2 separate regions of the Homo sapiens genome follow, and region 2 is linked to region 1. The links are chromatin loops, found by intact Hi-C in ENCODE. Cell type or tissue: mammary epithelial cell. All regions are shown on one strand. Region 1 overlaps DNMT3B (DNA methyltransferase 3 beta). Region 2 overlaps EFCAB8 (EF-hand calcium binding domain 8).

The links. Hi-C counts contacts between places; a loop is a spot of excess contacts. Peaks named below come from ENCODE experiments on the same cell type or tissue, not always from the same donor. Only the 100,000 strongest peaks of a DNase experiment are listed, where the experiment ranks them.
Region 2: a loop joins it to region 1, with 12 times the contacts of the local background. A loop is called at or near these places in 36 of 110 quality-filtered maps.

Annotation. Positions count from the first base shown.
Region 1 is chr20:32,792,461-32,796,460 of GRCh38, reverse strand. DNMT3B (DNA methyltransferase 3 beta) reads right to left here. Exons shown (of 23, transcript NM_006892.4): 9 at 3,691-3,835; 10 at 2,866-2,925; 11 at 927-1,052; 12 at 767-811. Among named protein-coding and RNA genes, the nearest start is that of MAPRE1, 25 kb to the left of the region's middle. In mammary epithelial cell, a CTCF peak has its summit at 1,898; DNase peaks (open chromatin) are centred at 1,950 and 3,960; H3K27ac peaks cover 1,190 bases.
Region 2 is chr20:32,891,981-32,895,980 of GRCh38, reverse strand. EFCAB8 (EF-hand calcium binding domain 8) reads right to left here. Exons shown (of 27, transcript NM_001143967.2): 8 at 3,684-3,768; 9 at 2,683-2,807. Among named protein-coding and RNA genes, the nearest start is that of EFCAB8, 35 kb to the right of the region's middle. RefSeq lists enhancers at 799-1,310, 1,311-1,822, 1,823-2,334, 2,335-2,847, 3,385-4,000. In mammary epithelial cell, a CTCF peak has its summit at 1,657 (motif pointing right); a DNase peak (open chromatin) is centred at 1,060.

The DNA.
Region 1 (4,000 bases):
TTGGCTTGTTGTCTCATGATAGGACTTGCCCATGCCCACACCCTGTAAACAGCAAATGGCTGTAATTTCAGAATCCAGGTCCTTTAACCAGTAGGCAACCCTGCCTTCCCTTCATATCACCAGGTCAGCATGGAGTTGCATCCCTGGCTGGGTAGATAGGACCTTTATAAAACCCACAAACAAGCATCCCTACCTAGCCAGATGGGGGAGTGAGTCTTGGGGAATAGGATTTCTAAACCGAAGCTCTTCCCCGGGTTCTCTGGGTCAGGGATGTGGTGTTTTCCTATTCAACATTGAGTAACTAGGGGTTAAGGAAGCAAGGGAGACTTCATCCTCACACATTCTGTATTCCATGAGGTATATTCTGATCAGAGTATCCAATCCAGTGGCAATCCCCAGCCAGGGCAAGCAGAGTATTTAGCCTGACAGTAGGCAAGTGACTAAAAGCTTGTTAGTTGCAGTTCTTCTTTGGGAAGGTTCATGATACCAGTAATCTTGGTTTTAGGTTATGGCTCTCCCGGCCAAAATGGCCCAGCTTCCCTTGTTCCTCACCATACCCTTCCTGTACCTTTCTCTTAAGGGGCACAATTGGCAACTCATTCCATAAACTAGCAACTAAGATGCAGGGTCCAGAAATAGGCCTTGGCCTGAGGTTAAGGAACAGAGCTCTGGGTTAAACCCTGACAGGGTGGATGAGCCAGGACAAGGCAGGCCTAGAGCCCTAGCCAGGGTGTGAGGGGGATGACTGGGAGGGAGAGAACGTTACCTTCCAGGCTGCTCTTGTTGTTGGCAACATCTGAAGCCATTTGTTCTATTGAGAAAAGAAGAAGGCATGAGATGAGGTCAGGGAGCCGGGTACAGATCAATTCCTGATCTGCAGCGTCCTCCTCCCATCTGTCCCATGATCCCAGGTACCCAACAATCACCTCGGCTCTGATCTTCATCCCCTCGGTCTTTGCCGTTGTTATAGCAATTTGTCTTGAGGCGCTTGGGTGCGGGGCAGTAGTCAGAGGTGGCTGAGTCGTCAGCTGTGCGTCTTCGAGTCTTGTTCTCTGTGAAAGGTAATTAGACTGCAGCCGTGGCTTGGTAGGAGGGTCCAGAGAGAATGCGGGCCCAGGACAAGACCATGCTATGCCTGGGTACCAGCTGCAATTGGGGCATGACAGGGGGTCCACACTGAATGTATATGGCCCCTTGATGGGCAACTCACAACAGGAGCTCATTCAAAACCCCTTGCACCCAGGATCCTTAACACATGTTTACAAGGTTTTAAATGGCTACAACTAGGATGTAAAAATGACTCAGCTCAGAGAGCAAAGCTCGATTCAAAGCTAAAAGCCTGGCATACCCATGTCTGTGATATCTGACATGCTGGGCAGTAGGCATAGGGGGTGGCTACTGAGAACTTGAAACTGTTGAGGAAATGAATTCTGCATTTAAGGTTAATTAAAACACTGACAAGTAAGTCAACTAACTGGCTCATTAAGACTAGCCTAGACATATGAGTCTGCTTTCTCAAATGCACGTTTTATGAATTTAGTTAATTTGTGTTTAACCATCTACATCTGTATTTAGTCAAGAATCTGTATATAGTTAATACAGATCAAGTATTTTCATTGCAAATTTAGCATCAAAATTGAGATCTGTAAAATATGTAATATGTAAAATATATAAAATAAGTGAAATTTTGAAACCAGCACTATAAATGTAGACTATCTCAGTTTTTATAATAGCTGGATATTAAAATGCTAACATCTTGGAAATTTAGCGCTAAAAAAATCATGATTTGTATTAATTTCACCTGTTCCTTTCTTGTTGCCCAGGCTGGAGGGCAATGACGTGGATCTTGGCTCACTGCAACCTCCGCCTCCTGGATTCAAGAAATTCTCCTGCCTCAGCCTGTTACAGGCATGCAGCACCACACCTGGCTAATTTTTGTATTTTAGTAGAGACGGGGTTTCATCATGCTGGCCAGGCTGGTGAACTCCCGACCACAAGGGATCTGCCTGCCTCAGCCTCCCAAAGTGCTGGGATTACAGGCATGAGCCACTGCACCTGGCCTCGTTTTTTTCTTTCTTTTTTGTTTCTGTTTTGGTTTTTTTTTTTTTTTTTTTTTTTGAGACAGGTTCTCAGTGTGTCACCCAGGCTGGAGTGCAGTGGCATGATCTTAGCAAACTGCAGCCTGACTTCCTGGGCTCAGGTGATCCTCCCACCTCAGCCTCCACAGGCACACACCACCTCACCCAGCTAATTTTGTATTTCTCTTAGAAACAGGGTTACATCCTGTTGCCCAGGCTGGTCTTGGAACTCCTGAGCTCAAGCAATCTGCCCACCTCAGCGTCCCAAAATGCTGGGAAATCCAAGAGATGGTTATTTGCATCCCAAAATGCTGGGATTATAAGCGTGAGCCACTGAGCCCAGCACTTTTTAATTTTACATAATATGGCTCCCATTCTATAAATGGGATTTTGTAAAACCCATTTGTATTTCTATTCCATCTACACAGAAAATCTTAATGGACATGGTTAAATTTGACTCTGACCCTAGGAAAGAAAATTGTACAGCCATTAAAAATCTTAAGGACCCTTTAGTGACAAAATGACATCAGACAGTGCTTACAGTATTAATATTAATAAAGGGGAAAGCAGGAATCCAACTAGTGTTCAGAAAAATCTGGAAGGATGTGCAACCCAACGTTAACCTGGAGGGTATTTGTGAGGGTGGGATGTGAGGGGAGAGTGGGGAGGGAGTTCAGATTGACTTTTCAAGAAATTTGATTCTTTTCCAGTGACCATTTTATATGCAAAGAAATCAGAAGAAAGTGCATAGAAAACAGGGCACAGTCAAAAGACAGGAAGGAAATACCGTATTTCCTTGATTCTAATTTCCTACTGCCTGCACGACGCACCTTCGACTTATTAACCACTTTTGAGGGGAAAACAAAACAAAACAGAAAAAACATTACATTAAATGTATGGACTGTTTTCTTTTTTGAGACAAGGTCTTGCTCTGTCACCCAGGCTTGAATGCAGTGGTGCGATCTCGGCGCACTGCAACCTCTGCCTCCTGGGCTCAAGCCAATTCTCCCACCTCAGCCTCCCGGGTAGCTGGGACCACAGGCACATGCCAAGCACACCAGGCTAATTTTTCTATTTTTCACCATGTTGTCCAGGTGATCGCCTCAAGTGATCCACTCGCCTCAGCCTCCCAGAGTGCTGCGATTACAGGCATGAGCCACTAGGCCTGGCCTTTAAATCTATGGATTGTAAGACAAGTCCTGGATTTCTAGAAACCAGAGTTATCTTATAATGGGAGAAATATGGTACTGGTCAAAATGTTAGCAGGTGGCATATTCTTCTTTAACACTTTCCAATTTTCTCAAATGAGCATAGCTTAACTATTTTTTCCTTTAATAAAAAAGGTGCTAGTCAACACTGCATCCTGACTTCAAGACAGATGTCAGATTCAATACAAATTATATGCACGTGACCATCAGCAAGAAAGTGGCCGGGGAAGCCAGATAGAGCTGGCACAGCCTTCGTATGCCTGCTCCTATTTTTCCAACATTCAGAGTTGAGACCAGCTGCTAGAAAGCTGGGTGGGGTGTGGGGCAGCAGGGGTGGCTGACTCTCCCAAGAAGTGGTCCCACCAGCAGAGGCAGCGGGTGCTGCCATGGGGACTCATTCCCACCTGGTTGCGTGTTGTTGGGTTTGAGGCCCTCGATCCCAGTGGGCTTGAAGCCCCCGTGGGCCCACTCCAACATGGGCTTCAGCTGGTCCTCCAATGAGTCTCCAGGGCTGCTGGGGAAGGTCTTGCCAGCTCGCACCCTAGCTTTCTGCAAAGGCAGAGTCTGTGATGAATGGGGGGGTGGGGAGGAGGTGCTCGCCAGGCCACACCCAGGGATTCCCCCAGCCAGGGCCTACATTCCCCTTCACACTGGGCCCTTTCATAGCCAGACAGCTGTCCTGGGCTGTGGTATGTGACAGAGGAAGGAGGGGCC
Region 2 (4,000 bases), 100 kb before region 1:
TAAAATAAGCATGTCTGGGCCAGGCGCAGTGGCTCACACCTGTAATCCCAGCACTTTAGGAGGCTCAGGTGGGAAGGTCACTTGAGGCCAGGAGTTAAGAGACCAGCCTGGGCCAGGCACGGTGGCTCACGCCTGTAATCCCAGCACTTTGGGAGGGCGAGACGGGCAGATGACCTGGGGTCAGGAGTTCAAGACCAGCCTGGCCAGCATAGTGAAACCCTGTCTTTACAAAAATACAAAAATTAGCCGGGCATGGTGGTGTGTGCCTGTAATCACAGCTACTCAGGAGCCTGAGGCGGGAGAATCACTTGAACCCGAAAGGCAGAGGTGGCAGTGAGCCAAGATCGCACCATTGCACTCCAGCCTGGGCAATAGAGCAAGACTCTGCCTTAAAAAAAAAAAAAAGAAAGAAAGAAAGAAAAAAGATACCAGTCTGGACAACACAGTGAGAACCCATCTCTACAAAAAAAAATCAAAAAAATAAAAAATTAGCCAGAAGTGGTGGTGGCGTGCCTGTGGTCCCAGCTACTTGGGAGGCTAAGGTGGGAGGATCACTTGAGCCCAAGAGATTAAAGCTGTAGTGAGCCATGATCATACCACTACACTCCAGCCTGGGCAACAGAGTATGACCTTGTCTCAAAATGTAAAAAAAAAAAAAAAAAAAAAATCTTAAATAAAATAAAACAAGCCTGTCTGGAGGAATTCAGGCAAGCCAGGTGCAGCCCTCATGGGGCTTAGCATCTCCCGGCTGCTGAAACCATTCAAGGCCAGCAGTTGATGGATCTTCAGGGAAAGCAAAGCCAGTCTGACACAGACGAGTAGAGCCAGCACCGTCAGGGACAAACATGGGTCCTCCGTCAGAGCAGTTTAAGGAGGCGGTCACAAATGCTGGGGCAGTCTAGGCTCAGGTTCCCTCCCAGGGATGGAGGAGGGAAGAGACAGCAAGGATGGATCTGGCGGCTCATGCCAAACATTGTACTGCTGCAAAGTCACCAGCCCCATCTTGCAAGGGCAGGAGGAAGCTTGCAAAGTAAGTCCCAGGGAGGGGTGGAAAGTTGCCCAAGACTGCCAGAGTGGGGCTGGTTGTGCACAGGCACAGGCAGAAGTCAGCTTTATGATGCGCTGTGGTTTAATCATCAGTTTACCTGCCTGTCTCTCCTACTAGGCTGTGAGGGAGGGCAGGGAAGAAGTCATAGCATAGTCACTGTGCACTTACTAGGTGCCTAACGTTCCACGTTTCTTATACCAAAGCTATCAGGGAAGTAGGGCCATCCCTATTTGAATAAGGGAACTGAGGCACAGAAAGGTTAAGCAACTGGCTCCAGGTCACACAGAGCTGGGGTACATACCTGGGTCTGTCCATCTCCTCCCAAGTCCATACACTGGGCCCACCTCATCGTCATGTTTGTCCCTAGCCTTCAATCACTTGTTGGCATGGAAGGACTCCTGCCCAAACAGTATCATCTGCCTCTCTCAATATCCCATTCACCATGTGGCTCAAAGACCACCACAACCTCCCGTGCCAGTTCCCACGGTGGCGCAGAGTGACTAGGCTCAAGCAGCTAAGTGGGCAGCTCAGGGCAGGGCAGGCACCCGAGGCCAATGAGGCAAGCAGGGTGCCAGCCCACTGCTGTGTCCAGGACAGGATCTGTCCCTGCTCTGCCAGCAGGGGACGCTGCCCCAACAAGCCTGCCAGGGGCCTGTTACCAAGGCCTGGGAACCCCTGGAGTGTCCTGCTTAGTAACTCTGGCTGGAAGAGGGGGTTGGTGGCCCTGCATGGGGCCCCTGGTGGCCTGGGCCTCCTGGTGGATGTGAGGCAACCTGGAGAGCCAGCACTGTGCATGCAAGGCTGGATTCTAGACAGGCTCCAGTTCAGATGAGTTCCCTAGGCGGCCCTGAGCCGTATCCTCTGGGGATCTAGCGACCTGGGCAGAACAGCTCCAATGACTTCCTCCTGCTATTAATCAGTGTGGGATGCAGCCCAGCAAAAGGCTAAAAGCACAGACTCCAGGGCAGGCAGCCGGACTTCAGATCTTAGCCCCCACTCACCAGGCAGGGGCGTGTACAGGTGACCTTACCCTTTCTGCCTCTTATTATGGGCTGCAGCAGCGGCTCCTCCCTCCTGACAGTAGGGGCGGATTATGGGAGGTGATGCATGCAAAGCGCTCAGCAAGGGGTGCTCCAGACTCAGCTGTGCCCACTCACCCATGCCAGCCAGGCCATGCCCAGGCTCCACAGAGCCCACATCCAGGACAGCCCCTGCCCACCCAAAGGCAGCACTAGAGCCAAGGAGAGCACATGCCTCCTCGCCACCATCCGAGGAAGTTAGTTAGCATCAGTGCTCTCACCCAGGATCAGAGTGGATGAAGGACTTCCCCAGGGTCCCACCACTGGCATCATGCTGGGGTGAGAAGTGTCCTGCACCCCCAGACCGCACCCGCACAGCCTCCCATCCTCAGAGAGGCCACCCCTCTCCCCAGCCCTCGTGGTCTTCTGCTGCCCCCCATCGCCTCTCCCTCTGTGCTGAGCTGAGCGGCATGCACCCTGCGCTTGGAAGCAGACGCCTTCCCAGAGACTCCAGAGCAGAGGCAGGGAGTGGGGGGCTCGGGGACCAGGATGACCTCAGCACCCACATCTAGGCCATGCCCAGGCCTCTGCCCCCTTCCCCAGCATCTTAGCTACCCCACTTGGAGGCCCTGGGGAGGATACGGGGGTTGAACAGCCCACTGGTCATGTTTTCGGAGGTGAAGACAATGACGTTGCCTTTGGCGTCTCCATAGCAGAACACACCTCTGTGATAGTCAGACCTGCAGAAAGATGGAGACGGAAGAGGTTGTGTGGGCTGGGCGCGGTGGCTCACACCTGTAAGACCAGCACTCTGGGAGGCCAAGGTAGGTTAATCACCTGAGGTCAGGAGTTCGAGACCAGCCTGGCCAACGTGGTGAAACCTCATCTCTACTAAAAATACAAAAATTAGCCAAGCGTGGTGGCGGGCACCAGTAATCCCAGCTACTCAGGAGGCTGAGGCAGGAGAATCACTTGAACCCGGCAGGTGGAGGCTGCAGTGAGCTAAGATGGCACCACTGCACTCCAGCCTGGGACACAGAGTGAGACTCTGAGTCATAAAAAAAAGAAAAAAAAAAAAAAAAGAGGCTGTGGAGCCTCCACTCCCTCCCTGGCCCCCCAACAGCTTCCCTCCTCCTTGGAAGCAAGGGCAGTTCCAACAACACTTTCCGGCCTTGCCCAGACACCTGAGGAGCCAACAAACACGGGCCCAGGAGACCAGGTCCAGCCCATCACTGAACCAGAATTCAACTTTTTTCTCAATCAAAATAAATGAATCCCTAGTCCTCCAGCTGCCCTTTGTTAAGTCACCCCTCGCAATAGACTGTGATGTCCCCAGAGTCCTCAGCCACAGCCAGACAAGCCTCTGCTGGGATTTGGTGGCTGTCTTGGGTGGGGGAGTGACAATGACTCCAAGCTCTGAGTGACCATGAGAGGTGACCCTGAGAGAGAAGCAGCCTGGTGGGGAGGAAGACACAGGGGCCTTGGAGCCAGTGGGGAGATATTTCCAGATCTTTCCAAGGAGGCTTTCTGGGGGCCCCAACCCTAGTCAGTGATGCGGCTGCTGCAGGAGGCCTGGGCCTCCTGGTTCATGTGAGGAACACCCAGTGGAGACTCACCAGTAGTCCATGACCAGAGCACAGCTGTCCAGATCAACAAAGGTGAAGGCCCGGACACATTTGTGGTCACTAATATCAAAGAAATCTGGGGGAAAGACAGAAGGCCACATAGAGCCCACAGCCATGCCTGGGAGGTCTTCAGTCACAGTGAGCAGCCTCATTGCTATCCCAAGGAATCTCTGGCCCCTTCAGCCCTTTTTCCCCCATGGCAACCACAGACAGCTGTTCACAGAGTAAACCCACCCACCGGGAACCCCACTGAAAATCCCCAAAGGCTTCCAACTGCAGCTGGAATAAAATCCCAGGCCAGGTGCAGT